Regions from separate parts of the Mus musculus genome. Here region 1 is linked to region 2. Evidence: chromatin loops called from intact Hi-C (ENCODE). Cell type or tissue: left cerebral cortex. All regions are shown on one strand. Each heading gives the region's core, and the rest is flanking DNA. Links, peaks and the distances in the headings are about the cores only.

Region 1 (9,176 bases), core at 1,669-6,668, 99 kb before region 2:
TCTATTGTACAAGCATTAGGACCTAAATTCAATGCTTTAAAAAGCATAGCATGGCAGTACACACTTGTAACCTCAGCACTGGGGAGGCAGATACAGGTGGGTCCCTAGAGTTCACTGACCAGCTAACTTAGCATACTCAGCAAGTTTCAGGCCAGTAAGAGATACTATCTCAAAAGACAAGTAGTCTAAGGAATAACATTTGAGTGTCCTCTGACCTACACACACACACACACACACACACACACTAAATGGCTTGTATGTGACATCATCATTAGATTACATTGTTTTACACTGTTGTTTTGTATTTAATTCAAAACATGACTCAATTCATTTAAGTAATAATCTCAACGAAAATAAAACATATTTAAAAGATAAAATAAGTATTATTATCTAATAATAGCATATAACTATTTTTACTACCTTAAAATACACTTCTATATAGCTAAAATCCTGTTTACTAGGATTTGTCATTTGCGTTTTCTTTCTTTCTTTTTTCTTTCCTTTTCTTTTTTTTTTTTTTTTTTTTTTTTTTTCCTGAGACAGGGTTTCTCTGTGTAGCCCTGGCTGTCCTGGAACTCATTCTGTAGACCAGGCTCGCCTTGAACTCAGATTAAACTGGGATTAAAGGCATGCACCACCACTGCCCAGCTTTGAGTTATCTTTATGCTAAATGTAAGTCAAAATATGTGTAATAGCAAGTGTCATTTGATAAAAAGAAAAACTCCTTATATTTTTTCTTGCTATATAGAACAAAATTTCTTAAATCTTTTATTTTAAAAAATATAATTGGCATTTGTATTATTTTGTTAAGAACTTTCATCATTCTTATAAAACATTTCCCCCTTTTCCCTTGACTGACAATGAGACTAAAACAGTGGTCACTTTCTACACTCTTCAATTTTCTCAGTCTTTCTCTAACACTAAGCAATATTGACTTCTGAACACTTGATAAAGGTGTAAATTCTTCTAATATAAATTTATTTTATAAAATATTTATTTTTATTTTTATTATGTGCTAAGCTCTGTGTTAAGACTTTGTATTATTTTAAAATAAGCCAGGCACAGGAAACAAACATTTCATTATCTCATTCATATAAGGAATCAGAGATGTAAGTGATAGTTACTAGAAGTGTTGATTGCTTGAAAGAAGAGATATTGATGAAAAGGTCATTATTACAGTTAGATAAGAAGAATAAGTTTAAGAAATTCACTGTGCACCATGATGATTATAATGCCAATATATTTACTCTTTAAAAATACAGAATGAATGTTGAGTTATCACAAAAAAGATAATTATATGAAGCAATATAATGCCCAAAAAGGCATAACATATGTACACTGCAAAACATAATTCTGCACATAATAAATACATACAATTTTATCTATCAACTTTAAATAAATAAAAGGCAAACTCATTATTTTAAGTATTGTTTACTAAAGACAAAAGGCAACTGTATTAAGGTTTAGTGTGTTAAGTACAACAACACATAAATATCCCTGAAAGTGTTGTTTAGCTCAAGAAGAAAGGTCTATTAACAATCATATTTTATATCATCAAATAAGTCCACCTCTTTTATCAAGAAAGTGATGACATAACATTGGTTTGCATTTCTCCACCTTGGCAAAGCACAGTCAATAAATAAAGACATCATGGAAACATCTCTGAGAATTACAATAATCATCTATTTCCTTACTTCCTAAGATTTAGCATCTAAAACATGTCAGTCTAAGACATAATCTAAGACATATTTAGAAAATATAAGTACAGATACCATTAAATCCAGATATGAATATAGCAAGAAAAGCATGAACTAGAATTTATAGCCCGGTATATAAAAATTATATCTCTATCTATTGTTTTCAACTATATCTATTTACATATTTTGGTATTTAAGCATCTAAATAAAATAGCATAATTAAAGGTTTAAATATGTATTATTTATAAGTTAGGTGAGTTGATTAGAATGTCATACTCATGTTTTTTTAACTGTGACAATACAAAACTGGGCCTCCCCTTTCCCTAAAATAAGCTTAGATTATAAGAAAAGTATTTCTATTTATGTATGATATGCCTAACATTTAAAATGTTAGTATGCACCTAAAAATAAAGACTTGTCACACAGAAAATCTGTGTTTATGTATACTAACATTTATACACGACTGCTTGCTATTTCCAGTGTCTTAAATAGTATGTATAATCCTTATGAATATTTGGTTGGACATTTCAGTACATTACCCTTAGAAGAAGGAAATATAAAAATAGGGGGGGAAATGTTATTCACAGAACATTGGTGATATTCTGATTTTATAAATACAGTAATTTCAACCTGAAGGGCCATATTTGATAGGCAAGGCATAGATATCCATATATTTTACATTTCTTTCTCATGTCTCACCATATGGAGATGATTTTGATTTTCCTCAGTCTCAGGGTGCCTTCTATAAGACATAAGCATAGCCCAGCCTTGCACAGAGGTGAAATTAAGGGCAGCAAAACCACCCAGCAAAGTTGTTTTGCTCCTACAGCCCCATGACAAGGACTAAAGCCAACGTCAAACGGGACTGGTGAGTCCTAATAACTAGTTCCTATTTCACCAAGGAGCAATTACTCAGCAGACGACTGAAGTACCAAATTCTACCATCCTGAAATTGTAGGTCCTCAGGCACAAACCTCATCAATTGGATGGATTATGGTCATTGATATCTGGGTTTGAAATAACAGCAGTTTGAGAAGTTTGATTTATGCATTTCAACCCAATTCAATGTTACCTGCCAGCACGGATGCCTGAAGACTTCTTGTGACTCTCCCTCCCCCACATAATAAAGAGCTTCCCATTCCAGCTTATGCATTCATTTCTTGGGTAATTTTTCTATTGGTGAAAACAATGGACTCTTTCAATATTCTCTTATCAACAAAGGGCTCTAAGATGAAGTCCTTCTGGCCATATCCCTTCTGACTTCTTTACAGTGATGACTGGCACTGAGAAATGCCAAACCTGGAGAGGGAAATAGGAGACGGGTTGCTCACCTCTCTGAGCTGCTCCAGCTCTTGTTTGAGGCCGTCATACTCGGCCTCCAGCTCGTCATACTGTTGCTTGAGAGTCAGTTTCTCCTCCAGCACCACCAGCCCATACTCTGCAGCCTGGATCTTCTCATGGGTCGTTTCTGTGAGCTCCTTGGTCAGTCTCTCTATTTCAGTCTTATATTGGTCTACCGTCTTCAGCGCCTCCTCTGCGGCCATAGCGGGGTGGCGGAGATAGACGCAAAGCAGAAGGGAAAAGGAGAAGCAAATAGGAATGAAAATAAAAATGGAAAAGAAAAGTGCCTGATGAATAATAGGTAGAGCGCCCTGAGGCCCGGCCGGCAGCTGCGGCTACACGGCCGGAAGCACTGAGGAGGAATACATGGAATATGGGAGGAATATACCCTGCAGCATGGAGACTGCAAGGTGATGACCGCAGCCGGGATCCTCCGGGCCACGCGCCGGGGCAGTCAGCAGCCAAGCTGCATGGCCAAGGGGCAACTCGCGCAGCAAGAGACTCCGGTTCTGCGGCCTCAGAGGCGCGTGGCCGCCATGTCTCAGGCCGCGTCACTGCGGTCCACCGCCCAATGCTCCGTGGGAGGCTGAGCTCCACCTGCTTGCTGGGCCCTGCGGCAGCCAGTGCACACAGATGCGGACTCCAACTGGTCCTCTTCCTCTCAGCCACTCAGAATGCAGGGAGGTAGGGAAGGGGAGGAGCAAATCCAAAACCCCACCGAGCCTCGCAGCGCAGCACAGCCGACTGCTGAAGAGGGATGAGGGCAGAGGGACCCAGAACTAGCTGAGGAATGATGGGAGACTACGGAGGGCTGAGGAGGGGGAACCGCGCTGAGGCGGAATGAAGGCTGAGGAAAATGGGTGTCTTAAAGAGAAGTGGAGGCTAAGGAGGCTGGGGGATGGAAGAGGACTGCATCTGAGAAGAGATGCTAGACTGAGGAAGCCAGGGCAGCTGAAGAAAGGGCAAGGGTGTTGGAAAGGGTGATTGGTGTCTGAAAGATCAGAACACTAAGAAGGCCTCCAACGGGCTAAGTTTTCTGAGGTGGGAATTCGAAGCCTACTGGAGTGCAGTGAGCCCACAGAAAACAAACAGAGCTAGTGCTTTCAAGAATGCTGCTTTTCCAAAGCTTGATAGATGTACCTTGGGAGTCCTTCCTCCTTTCTCAGACTCTGTCTAATTTGGTCTAGTCCACCTAACACTCTACCAGAGAACTTTGCTGTCCCCCAACCTAAGCCTCTGTGCACTTAGTTCATCATACTACCTTACTGCATAACGTAATTACTGGAGAGATGTGAACAAATATCTATTCACCCCAGTAAGGCTACCACCACAGTCCAACTTGATGAACCAACGGGTTTTATTGAAATAATATTTAAAGGAATATAAGTGAGGGGTTATTTACAGAAACAGAAATGACTCAAAAATATCTACATCACCAAAAGCCCACCCCAGGGGTGACAGATCATAGACACTGGAAAACCTGAACCATACTACACAACTTGAAAGCAGCTCAGTAGGTTGGAGACTGTCTGTTTCACATAGCTCTGGTGATTTGTGTCTCTCCTAGGTAGCTAAGCATGTCTGTCCCAACTCTCGGCCTGCTTTCCTGATTATATATCCTTGGGGAAGGAGTGAATCTCATTAGTTTCATGAATTTACGGAAGCCTTTGAGTTGTTTACTTCCTGGGTTTAAGAGCTTCCTAGAAGGATGGAATGTTTTACTTCTCTTTAGAACATCCTGTATATTGAAATTCTGTTAAGATGAACTGTTCTATCTGGGAGGAAATTGTTGTATAACATCTGCAGGTGCTCAGTAAGTCTCTAGGCCAGTGGTTCTCAACCTGTGGGTAGAAACCCCTTCAGGGCTTGAACAATCCTTTCACAAAGGTCTCATATCAGACATTTACATTACAAGTCATAACAGTAGAAAAAATGCAGTTATCAAGTAGCAACAAAAATAATTTAATGGTTGGGGGTCACCACAATGTGAGGTACTGAATTAAAGGGTCACAGCATTAGGAAGGTTGAAATATCGGGCACTGTATTTCTTCCAGATAGTTCTATATAGGCCTTACTACATGGATTCTTCAGTAAAGGAAATGAGTCTGCAATTTCTCTTAGAAGGTATTTATGATATTCTACTAAGCAAAAAAAAAAAAAATGCACCCTTTAAATAAGAGCAAAGTTCTTGAGATAGTGAGTCATGCATTCTTCAAAGCATGTTAGATACATCATGACAACCCTGATATAGAAACCACTATCTCCCACTTATAGGTGTTGAAAAAGGATTGCATCTCCAAAATCAGTGGCTAACAGTTTCTCTGTGATTGCTGGGTTATTTCTTTTCTTTTTTTTTTTTTTTTTTTATTTATATGTAAGTACACTGTAGCTATCCTCAGATACTCCAGAAGAGGCCATCAGATTTCATTACGGATGGTTGTGAGCCACCATGTGGTTGCTGGGATTTGAACTCAGGACCTTCAGAAGAGCAGTCGGCGCTCTTTAACCACTGAGCCATCCCGCCAGCCCCTGCTGGGTTATTTCTTAGCCATAGACACATCCTTGGCACTTCCCTACTAGAAAGGTACTATATTCTCCAAGGACTCAATGTAACTTTTTGTTTTATTTTTCTTTTTTATCGACATATAATAATTGTACATGTTTATGGGGTACAGTATGATAAAGTTATACATAAGAAATTGCAATTCTCTATCTTGTTTATTTTGTCTGTAAATCTCATCAAAAATTGTTTTTCTTCTCTTTCTGTCTGCAGGAACACATTCTATGAAAAAAATATTCTTTATAGAATCAGTCATTTCCCATCACCCTGTCTTGTCTTCATATGCAACAAAGTACATAACTGTTCCCTAGAGAGGGGTGGAAGCAGTCCTGTATGGTTCAGGGAAGAGACCGAAAATGGGTAGACCTCAGTCCTGAGTCTCCAAGTCAGTTATCACCATCCTCTTTTGACTCTTCTTTAGACTCGGGTGCACTCTGTGGTAGGTCACAATTCATCTGCCAGAATCCTCCTGACTGTACATCCTATATGTATTTGATGGTCACTTTGAATAAGTCACCTCCTAACCAAAAGGCATTAGGAGGATTTGGGCCTATTTTGCAGTCCGCATCACCCTACTTGCATACTTTTTAGTTGGATAGCAGGCTCACCATATCCCCCTTGAGAGCAATGGACATGCTCAGCTATGGTATCATGGAAGGGAAAACTGTTCCAGCGACTCAGATCCAGGCTCACAGTAAATAGTGCTTTGTTCCTGTCTCAGGCAAAGTCTCTTTCCATGTGCTTTTTGAACCACTCCTTCATCTATTCTACTCCTCAAATTCTTCCTGACTGGGTGGCACTTGTCAAAAGAATTTCAACATAATCTCATAATCATCACTGTGATTTTGTCAAAGAGCATCTAGCTGTGTTTCCACACATTTTGGATGCCCTTAAGACTGCTGTTCTGGCCACAAAGCAGATTTAAAAAACAAAAACAAAACAAGACAAAACAAAAAAAAAAAGTTCTTTTTTTTTCTCCTTTTTGTTTTGTTTTTCTGTTTTTTTGTTTGTTTGTTTGTTTTTTAAGACAAGTTTTCTCTGTGTATTCCTAGCTATCCTTGAACTTTCTGTGTAGACCAAGCTGACCTCAAACTCAGAGATCCACCTGCCTCTTCCTCCTGAGTGCTAGAATTTCAGGTGTGTGCCACCAATGCCTACCAAGAAGTTCTTGTATGTTCCCACACATTTCCAAAATTCTTCTATCAGGTTCTGTTTCTGTGCCAGGTCTTTCTCAGCAGTTTTCATTTAAAAACAAAAACAAAACAAACAAAAAGGCACTTTCGTGTCACAATTGGATTTCTATATCTCCATATGTAAATTTGGTTTGTTTTTAAACATTTTTCATGTGTATGAGTGCTCTGCCTGCATGTATGCATGTACACTGCATGTATACCCAATGACAGCAGATGTCATAAGAGAGTGCTGAGTACCCTAGAACTGGAGTTTGGGATGATTGTGAGCTACATAGGTACTAGAAACCAAACCCAGGTCCTCTACAAAAACAACAAATGTTCTTAACTACTGAGCAATCTTTCTAGCCCCTACTTTTTCTGTTTTTGTTTGTTTGGTTGGTTATTTTGTTTTGTTTTTTGAAGTGGCATCTTGCTCAAGTTGGCCTGGAACTCACTCACTATACAGCCCACACTGAAGCAGTAATTATGGACATGTACTACTACAACCAACAATTCAAAGTTCTCATCTGCATGTATTTACTCAAAAAACAATCTCCTATCTCATTAATTTTTCTTCTATAATAAAACTATCATATTTTTAATGAAAAAAATAACAACAACAAAAGAATTTATAGACCACTTCAGTACACAATATAACATAACATTATTCTTTCTTTAAAAACAAATCAGGCTACTATCTATTGTTCTCTTTGAATCTGTCCAATGGTCAGCCTTGATTCTCTTGATCTGAGAAAAATGTTTTTAAGTTTTCATAAATATCATCTTAAGGACCACTTTGATGATCAAAACTATACTCTATCAGCTAAAGTAATACATGTACTACAAATCACAGCATATACAGATTATTTTGAGTACATTTCTATAAATAGCTAGGTCAAAAACCCAGAAGTTGAACTGAACATGGAAGTACATACTTGCAATCCTATCATTAGCACTGCAAGAAGGACTAGAGTTCTGATCTTCAGCACCTATATAAACACTTACAGGCATGGTGACCCAACTATAATTCCAGAGCTCAGGAGGCAGAGCTAGAATATTCCTAGGGCAAGCTGACTAGGGTTAGGGCTAGAGTTAAAGTAAATGTTAATTGAGGATTAATAGTGATTAATTAACCCAACATTAACCTCTGACATCCACATTCATGGACACTACTTGTGTATCCACATACATGTGCCCCCACATACCAAATACACATAACACACAGAGAAAGAAAGAAGTGAGTGATGTACTAGTGATCCTCCCCACTCCATTCCCTCCTGCACAGTTTTGGAATTACAGGTGCATATACGCACAGCCACACCCAGATTGTTTTTTAAATGTGGGTTCTAGACATTTGAACTCAGGTCTTCATGAGTCTACAACAACCACTCTTACCTGCTGAGCCATCTTCTCAGCCCCTGTAATATAATTTTGAAAATGAAAGTCAAATCTATTCAATAATAACACAAAGGGACTTGGATATTTCTACCTTGACAGGAAGACTACTGGGAAAGCTGGCCTTGTCAATTCTATTATGGTTTGTTTGATGATTTAAATAGGAATGACCGCATAGGCTCATATATTTGAATGCTTGATCACCAGGGAGTGACAATATTATGAGGTTTCGCCTTGGAGGAGTAGGTATGACCTTGATGGAAGAAGTGTGATACTAGGGGTGGGCTTTGAGGTTTCAAATACTTAGGCCAGGCCCAGTGTCTCTCATTCTTCTTGCTGCCCGCTGATCCAGATGTGGAACTCTTGGATCCTTTTTCAGCACCCTTTCTTCCTATGCTCCACTATGCTTCCTACTGTGTCAATAGTGGTCTAAACCTTTGGAACTGTAAGCCAGTCCCAAATAAATGTTTTCTTCTATAAGAGTTATAGTGGCCATGGTGTCTCTTTACAGCAATAGAAACCCAGGCCTGTTGACTATTGACATTCCTTTATAAAAGAAGGGGATAAGATGGGTCATTGGACCTTTGTCTTAGTATCCAATTACTTTTCCAACTAGTTCTGTACAGATATGCCTAATCACATGTGGCCTTAGTGTCTTTGGAAGGGGCCATAGTGGGAAGGATACTCCATCTGTACAGCAATGGGGAAGCTATTACCCATTTTGAGTGCAGACCTTCCAATGTGGCTGTAAACCTTCACTCATGCCCTACAAGTAAGCCTAATAAACTTATTGGTTCCACAGAGTGAACACTGATGTAATTGAAGTTTAGTTTAATAGACACTGCTTAATCTACCCCCAAGAAGAAAATTCTGGCAACAGAAGTTATATAATGTGTACTCTTTTGGGACTAATTTCTTTTGCTTAGCATAATGTTTTCAAGATTTAGCCATACAGAAGAGGATTTGGAGGGGTGAATTTGATCAAAATACCTTGTATACATAAAGAAAACT
Region 2 (9,176 bases), core at 1,318-6,317:
AAATTGACACACAAAACCAGCTAGTACAGCACTCTAAGTGTATTTGTAGAAAGGAGATGGGGTTAGGGATAGGGTTAGGCCAGTCCTACGTATATAAGCAGACTGCTTGCACCAATATACATTAATTCTAAACAACTAGCAAGGCAAATCAAAATTGTTCAAAACAAGTGATTTTAAGTCATTGTTCCTCATAAAAAAAATTCCTTTAAAGCAACCTTTGTTTAATTTCTAATTGAACCCGAGCTTCCCAATTTACACATTTTAGTATGTATGAAAATAAAAACCCCAACCTCCTCTAAGACTGCCTAAGAACCCAAGGCAGAGAATAGCACAGCTCAAAGATAGCTTTCACATCTTCAGAGTTGTTTGTTGGTAGTTCTAACCTCACTAGGCCAACAGTAACTACACCCTTCATTTACTAGTTAATTTAGCATACTAAGAATTTTAAGTACCCTGCCTCCAAAAACAAAAACCAGAATTCCCAGTCCTAAAGTTTTTTTCCATTTGCACTTAGTTTGCATTTCTATAGCCAGGGTCGGTGTAAACTCTTGCTTTACCTCAACTAGTAGGAATACTTCCTACTACTGTTTTTGCATGGATTAGTTTCCAAAGAAATAGTAAAGAAAGGCAGATAAACCAAAAATTCTTGAAGTTCACCTTTATTATAAAGTTTAACAAGATTATAATCCCTAAACAGCTAAATTCCTAAAAATCAAAGCACTGATAATGTACAAGATATCAGAACTAATCAAACAGGAAAGAGGAAAAGAAAAAGGTAGGCCAAGATAGCCACTGGTTGGTTTTGGCCACAAACACCCAGTAGAGAGGAGAGCTTGGCATGGCAAATCTAATCCCAAAACTCAGGAGGAAGAAGAGAAGAATCAATTGAAGGTCATCCTTGCTAGACAAGAAGTTCAAGGCCAGGAAGTTCAAGGCCAGCCTAGCTGTGAAATGCCTAAGGCTGTAAAAAATAGACTATGTGCTGGGAGCTATTTTAAGAGTGTTCAGGGCTGGAGAGATGACTCAGCGGTTAAGAGCACTGACTGCTCTTCCAGAGGTACTTAGTTCAAATCCAGCAACCACATGGTGGCTCAAAACCATCTGTAATGAGATTTGATGCCCTCTTCTGCTGTGTCTGAAGACAGCTACAGTGTACTTATATATAACTAAGTCTTTAAAAAAAAAAAAAAGAGTATCTAAGAGGTTGGTTGACTGGCTGGTTTTGTTTGGGAATGATTTTTTAGACAGGGTCACAATATGTAGACTAGGCTGGCCTGGAACTAAGAGATTTGCCTGTCTCTGCTTCCCCCTTGTAACTTACCACAGTTCCATAATGTAGGTACTACTGTTATCCCATTTACAGATGAGAAGCTAAGCAGGAAAGTAAAATTCTTCTGAGATTTTACAGTAAGTGGTAGACCCAAGTTGGAGGGGTCAAGCAAGACCTGAATCCAAGTAACATAACTGTATGTAAGGAACAAGATAAGGAAACAATACAATGGATGAATGTAACCATGGAAACCAAACCTAGAGTGAGTTGCGGTGGCCAGACAGGAGTATTTAAGCTACACTTAACCAATAATAATTAAAGCATTCACACATTACTCCATTGGAAGTTCACCTTACTTCAACTTTATCATACTCATGCACACACTCTAGGCTTGGTTTCCATGGCTACATTCATCCATGGTATCATTTCTTTATCTTGTTCCTTACACTGTAGGAACCATAGCCCTCGTAGGCAGAAAAGGCTTTCTAACAGGTTTTATGGTCATGGACTGGAACCCTAGAGATCACTAAGTATAAGTGCTTAAAGACATGACTCAATAGTTGTGGCCCTAAAAGTGGTCCCAGCACTAACATGTGGCTATAACTGCCTGTAACTCCAGTTCTAGAGGATCCAGGCCTTCTTCTGAGCTCTACACACCAAGCACACAAAACTACACTTACATGTGGGCAAAACACTTACGCACATAAATTAAAACAAGTTAAAAATAAATAAGAAACAGTCCCTGGTACTACATTCCCACCAAAAATAAGAGCTAGCCTCTGCCTAGGTAACTTTAATTCACCAGCTACCATAATCTTTTCCAGGGTAGCAATCTGGCTGAGTTCTATCTCGAACACTGCCAAAATTCAAAACAAAACAAAAAATGCAAAAATCATCTCTCCTCTATCTCATGAAGGCAAAAAATAAAATTGTTAAGTACCATACCAACAACATTATTTCTTAAGCTTTGCCATCAAATCTACTGTGTCCCATTGGATCTGTGACAGTTTTGTTTGGTGATAGTTTTTTGAGTCTTTCACTATGCAGTCCTAGCTAAACTGAAATTTGGTATGTAGATTAGGCTAGCCTTTAACTCAAAGATCTGTCTGACTTGGTCTCCCAAATGCAAAAATTGAAGGCAAGCACATGCTAGGCAAGTTCTGTAGGTTTAACTAGTGTTGATTCAATGATACTCTTTATTCTAAAATAAGTTAGTCCACGGTACAATGCAAATAGTCATCCAGTAGAACCAGGATAGGCTTTATAAAAGGCAAACTTACCTGTAAATACAATTTTACCTTTTAATCTCTTCCACAAGGTATTCACGCCTCTAATTCTATGAAAATCAAGAAACAAGAAAGCAAGAGTTAAGGTCTAGTACATTTCCCTTACAGTGTCATTGAGACCATACTAAGTTTACTGAATTTATTTCAATTGTGCTAAAAACAAAACTACTGAATTAGGCTACTCTCAAAATATTCCCTGCCACTAGAATTCAAGCGGGCTTCTCCAAGTCCACTACTGCCCTTTAATACCAAAGCAAAAATACTTCTTTAGTAATTTTAGTGGACTGATAAAAGAGAACCTGATGGGGGCTGAGTGGAGCAATAACTAAGACCTTAGTATATCTGAATGGTAACAAGAAACAAACTTAAGATTCCCCTTAACTGTAACACACCCAGCAGACAATTTAAATCCCCACGCAAGTTCTGTAGTTGGCCTACTGAAATGCAAGCCAGCTCACCCACTTTACCTGTTTTTCCATTTTTCTAGGAAGGCACTCTTAAGTACCACAAATGCAAACAGATTCCAAGATGCTGCGGGCCGCGGCGCTCACACAGGCCTGGGCGCTCGAAGGCGGAGCGCAAGGCAATTCCGCTGGGTCGCAGGGGGGCCAAGGAGCGGAAGACCGAGACAGAAAGAAACCGAAAAACAAAACAAAGCTCTGCTTCTCCTTCCGAAACCGGAAGGGACGCTTAGCTGCAACAAGCCCGCCTGCTTCTCGGGCCAACAACCTCAGACCGCGCCCGCCCGGCGCGCAGCGACCCCGCGGTACAGCGAGGACCCGGGCGGCGCCCCTCCGCCGGGACAGAGGTGGCGAAAACCCAGCCCCGAGCCCAGGGGGCCGAACAAAAGCCCGATCCGAAGCAGACCTGCCGCCCGGCGGGTGCTTACACGCCAATAGCAAGGGACGAGGCCTCTGCCAAGCGCAGAGCGCGCAGAGGTTTGGTGGCAGCCTTCGTTGGGGCGGGTCCAGCTGGGTCCCCACTCCGCCCCCGAGCGCTTGCACCAGGGCCGCGGTCCTAGTGCCGGGCAGGTGTGCCTTCTACAGTCTGAGGGGAGAAAAAAGCTCAGCCTTGCACCTAGAATTTATATGAGAATCACCTGAGGGTGTAAGACCCCCAGGCCTTACAATCATATTATGATGGGTCAGCAAATCAGCAGAATATTTTTAAACTCATTGGTCAGCTACCAATGTCGCGGGGGAATTCTGGCAGCAAGGTCAGAGCAATTTGTGGTTTTTCTTGGAATTTAGTGCGAGGCGGGACAGGAGAACTGTTATTATTTGTTATAGTTATTTCTCCGAGAACTGCTAATCTTGTTTTCGCAGCTTTAGACTTGGTCTGGTCATTTTGACTGCTAAAACTATATTTCTACAAGGGCTTCTGGAGTGAAACGTCAAGGGCCAGTGGAAATATATTGTTGGGGTTCAGGAATCGCCACACAAACTGAAAAGAGTGAATTGGCCTGATGGAATTGGGCTCCTGAGTGCAGGAATTTGTTCAATAAATGCTGTTTGCTGTTGCATAGTATTTGAGTCTGGGATATCATTCTTCAGAGATTCATGTTCATATACTAACAAAAGTATATGAACAGTGATCCAGTTAAGCAACTTACTGAACACTTACCCTATTAATAAACCTTCAGGACTGCAAAAAGAACTCAGAAACATAATTATATTCCTAGTCTGCTCTCAGGGTAGGCTTTTTATAGGGAAAATAACAAAACATTTAATGGGCAAGAAGGGAAGCAGTAGGCTTACTAGGCAAAGTATTATCAGCTAACTTTTAAGCTGATTGGTCCTAGGTAAGGAATGGAGGTGTAAGACCTCCGAGGCTTTACCCTGGGTGCGCAAGCCCAAAAACACAACTTGACAACAGATCGCTGCAATGGCAAGAGGTTTATTGTTCTGACACGTCGCAGGGAGGGTCAACCCCAGAGCTCAGAAAGCATAGTTCCTTTATACATTTTGTGGAGGGTTGGACAGCCATATTATGATGGGTCAGCAAAGCAGCAGTATATTTTAAAACTCATTGGTCAGCTACTAATGTTTCAGGGAATTCTGGCAAGAAGGTCAGTTTGTGTTTTTTCTCGGAATTTAGTGCGAGGTGGGGCAGGAGACTTTTTCCGAGAACTGTTATTTTTCTGAGAACTGCTAATCTTGTTTTGGCAGCTGTAGACTTGGTCGGTTCATTTTGACCCCTAAAACTATGATTTCTACAGAGGGTGGTACATGGGTGGTGAACATGAAGGACCCTAAGGGCTTTTGCCAGTCTTACACTCCCTCTCCCCACTTCTGCTTCTCCCTCCCACCTGAGGTCAAGACCAAGTCAAATTCCATTCTCCACCCACAGGAACTTTCTTGAGTAAACAATTCTCAGAAAAACCACAGAATGTACTGACTGATAGTCACCTGACCCTCTGGAAAGTCCCAGATAGAGTTCAAATGCACGTCATGATCTACCCATGCTTTCTAGCCAATAGATTTAAAGGTCAATATGGTTAGCCAATAAGTTTGAACTGTAACCTTTCTGATGTAACCTGTGCCCTTAAAAAGTATAAAAACTGCAGTAGCTGTTCAGAGTCACCTTCTAGTCACTCTCCTTGAGAGACTAATTGAAGGTCGATCCCATCGCACCAGAAAATAAACCTCTTGCTTTTTGCATCTATCTGTCTCAGTGTTGGAGTTGTCTTGAAGTAAGTATCACTGACCGAGGGTGGGGGTCTTACAAACGGGTGAAATTTGAGATAACATGAGTATTATAATCATAACTTTTTGGATTATTAGTAGCATTCTTCAATGTCAGCCACAAAAACCACAGTGAGCTCAAACTCAGGTGCACGAAGGTGCACTGCTTGGTGATCATCTCTGACAAGCCATTTTAGACATGACAATCCATATTGACCTTTGATTTAACAGGTCCTACCTAAAGTTTTGTGGAATTTCTTAAGATTAACAAACATAACAGGATGTGTGCTCAGCATGACCTTTCTCTGAGTCAAGTTATTTTTTTGTGTTAATGACTGGCAGGAATATTATTAGCAACAATATGAAATCGCTGATAGGCATGGAAAAAAAAGGGCTACAGCTAGTGGGGGCAGGCTTCAACAAAGATAAGCTGTTGATGACCTCATTATCAATCTGCAAATGAAATGGCAAAATGTTCTACAAAGTACTTGAAAGAAAAACGCACCCTCTGCTGGGTTTAGTGGCATACACCTTTAATCCCAGAATCTGGGAAGGAGAAACAGGCAGATAGATCTCTGTGAGTGAATGAGTCCATCTTGGCCTACATAGGGTTAAACAAAGAGACCCTATCTCAACCAAAGAAACGGGGAAAAAAAAAATTAGAAAATGCTGAAGGGTTCTGACAGGCCCAAACATAGCATGAGTCATGCCCCTTTCCATTTCTCTTTTTGCTAAATCAGTAGACTCCCCCGATAGACTTCCTTATTGACTTTCTTGTGTCTGACTTATCCTGAGGCTGACCACCAAGGTCCAGCTATGAAAATCAAAAAGCTGGGGCTTTGAAGTCTTGGTGTTACATAATTGGGTAAAGGGGTTAAGGAATGTTATCCTTCAAACTGATAATGTTTGTCAAACTGCAAGGAGGAAACCATACAACTGGAAAAGGACCTCTTTGACCTGGGAAGGAATAACTTGCCCTGTTATCAGTGACCAATGCATTCTTTCCTGTTGTTACAAGCTGGCCAAAGCTGTTACGTCTCTTTTCCACTGCTTGGTTGTCTTTGCTATAGCTTGGGGCAATGGATCTTATCACTTCAAGGACATTAATTTTCAGCACCCAGGCTTTCAAGGCGGGGTGGGTGGGGGGGTGGGGGTGGTGGTGGTGGTATGCTGGCTGCTTTTTGTCTCTTCAACTCTACAAAATTATGTGTTAGCCAAATGAATTAAACACATATACCTCTTTTGGACCAGCTGCTGCAACACAGTGTAGCCCACTAGCCAGAGATATAACTGTAGGGTAAAAGACAGGGAAAGAACATCTTAACCCTGACTTGACCCCAAGCCCAAGAAGTAAGCCAAAGGAAAAACCACCTGCCCCTGGTTTGACCACAAGCTCAGAGACTTGGAAATTCCCAATCCCCTGTTACTCCTTCTTAACCGCCAAACAATGTTTCTATCTTAATATACTTTCTGAGTATGCTCCAAAGTATAAAAGCCTTCCCCTCAGTCCAACACTGCTGTTTCTCTTCTTGTTCAGAAACAGTCACCATGCTGTTTTTCTCCCCGAATAAATCTCTTGTGTGAGGTTTGTTCCATGGGGTGAATTTGTGGTATTCATTGCCTTTGGACTGCCAAGATGCTCTTGTTCCAGAAAAGCCCTTACATTGGTGTCATAGGCTCTCCTGGTGCCTGTGCTCCCTCTCAGGGTGTGAGCCACCCTAGGACCCTGCGCGCTCATCTTCAGACCATACGAAAGATGCACCATTTGACTCACCTATCACTCTGTCAGCACCTCATCCACCAGGGGTCATTTGGTAAGTTTCCCCTAAGTCAGAGGAAATGACCATTGAGTGTCTGGCATTCCTCTGGTACTCTTGGAAGTAAGGATATCCCCAACAAAGGTCTTTATGACTACTGCTGACCCTCTTAACCGACACTTCCCCCACTACCACACACACATATACAACCTCAGAGATGAAATTCTACAGCTTCCTTAGGCCTGATAGGATTATTGTGAGCCTTTCATGCCCCACCCCTCTTCCCTCCCCTTAAAGAACTGCCTGTAATCCCATAACTTCTCTATGCCCCCATAGATTTCATGATACTATGAGATCCTGCTCCCAGTTATTTTCTCATGGATGAGACCTCTTTCCTGAGTTCAGTTCATTGCCTTCTGTAGAGACTTCCGGCCCCATCAAAAGCCCTGGTACCAGGTGCTGAGTTTCCTCAGGCTCTTAAGACTTGACCCTGTTGAGTGCTGTGACAACCCACTGAATGACTTGATCCTCCCTGAGGACACCACCACCTATAGCTGCTTCGACACCACCTTCAGCTGTGGGAATTGTATCATCTATACCTTCTTGTTACCCCTTGAGATACCTCTTAGAAAACCTCCAGCCTCTCTACTTGGCACCCAACTGAAGGGTCCCAAAATTATTCACTTTTGCAATCATATTTGACCTCAACCCTCAGCTCCTTTTCTCCCTCCAGCCCCTCCTCCCTCTCCAGACACAGGCCACCCTAATCATTGCTCTCTGGCACCCACTTTTAGCCCACGGACAAACTTCAATCCTTCTGCTACTTCCACCCTCAGCCTCCCTCTACCTGGCCTAACCCAGCCTCAGTTTTCCCTTTGCAGGAGGTTGCTGGGACAGGCACTTTCTTTTTTTTCTTTTTTTTTTTTTTTTTGGTTTTTCAAGACAGGGTTTCTCTTTAGAGCTCTGGCTGTCCTGGAACTCTCTTTGTAGACCAGGCTGGCCTCGAACTCAGAAATCCGCCTGCCTCTGCCTCCCGAGTGCTGGGATTAAAGGCGTGCGCCACCACTCCCGGCGGACAGGCATTTTCTTACTGATCTCTCTCTCTCTCTCTCCCCTCTCTCTCTCTCTAAAAAAAGGTGGTGGGGGGGAAGAGGTGGTGATCTTACACTGTTCCAATATATCATCCAATCTTAGAACCTCATTTTCCATGACATTTAAGCCATTCTCACCAACAACTTTCTTTTCAAAGGCAAGCCAGCTACCAGCCTAGGGCATATGCAAATGAAATTCATCAAACTAATGCTGTTCACCCAATCAGGGCTGAGGCAGTTCACCTCCCCCACCCCTCCAGAATGTATTTTTTTGTTTTTTTTTAAGATTTATTTTATTTTATTTTATTTTATGTATATGAGTACACTGTAGCTTTATGTAGTTGTTGGGAATTGAATTTTTTTAGGACCTCTGCTTGCTCCAATTAACCCTGATCAACCCTGTTTGCTCTGGTTGGCCCCGCTCACTCCAGACCAAAGATTTATTATTATAAATAAGTACACTGTAGCTGACTTCAGATACACCAGAAGAGGGCATCAGGTCTCATTAGGGATGGTTTTGAGCCACCATGTGGTTGCTGGGATTTGAACTCAGAACCTTCAGTAGAGCAGTCAGTTCTCTTACCTGCTGAGCCATTTTGCCAGCCCTGGAATGTAGTTTTTTTTACTACCTGCTTTGAGCTCTGGGCTGACCTCACTACAAGCTCCACCCAGGTTCCCTCAGATCCACAGATGAAAGTCACACATGCATTAGCTTATTTTTTATATGCTTTCGCTCAATGGCTGGGTTCTTCTAAGCCTTCCTTGGATATTGCACCCTTTTCACTCCTAGTTCAACACGCTAAATCTGCCCTCAGCTTTAGTTTTGTTCCTAATGGCCACTCCACCCTAGATCTCACATGGCTGGTGGCTTTTTTTTCCTCTGAAGCATAGCAAATGCTTCCTGCATCTGCTGGCCTGCCTGCAGGAAAACTGGAAGTCCCTCCTGTTCAGCCCAGCTCATTGCTAGCATCTTTATTGAACCAATCAGGGAACAGGACCTTCAATTTTCACATACAGATTCCTGACCTAGATATCAGAACCACTCCCTTAGTCCCCTTGGAAGGACCTACAATACTCTGGGAGGTAGT

Evidence for each region. Hi-C counts contacts between places; a loop is a spot of excess contacts. Peaks named below come from ENCODE experiments on the same cell type or tissue, not always from the same donor. Only the 100,000 strongest peaks of a DNase experiment are listed, where the experiment ranks them.
Region 1: a loop joins it to region 2, with 2.3 times the contacts of the local background. A loop is called at or near these places in 1 of 42 quality-filtered maps.

Annotation. Positions count from the first base shown.
Region 1 is chr6:149,403,494-149,412,669 of GRCm38, reverse strand. Bicd1 (BICD cargo adaptor 1) reads right to left here and starts at 3,686. Exons shown (of 9, transcript NM_009753.4): 1 at 3,029-3,686. The coding sequence starts at 3,241. It also overlaps the pseudogene Gm15783. In left cerebral cortex, for the core only: no CTCF peak of the experiment used is centred there; DNase peaks (open chromatin) are centred at 2,612, 3,081 and 3,685; H3K4me3 peaks cover 2,539 bases; H3K27ac peaks cover 2,417 bases.
Region 2 is chr6:149,303,752-149,312,927 of GRCm38, reverse strand. It overlaps Resf1 (retroelement silencing factor 1), which reads right to left and starts at 3,514. Exons shown (of 5, transcript NM_026054.3): 1 at 3,024-3,514; 2 at 2,551-2,606. In left cerebral cortex, for the core only: CTCF peaks have their summits at 3,139 and 3,340; DNase peaks (open chromatin) are centred at 3,184, 3,479 and 3,946; H3K4me3 peaks cover 1,970 bases; H3K27ac peaks cover 1,378 bases.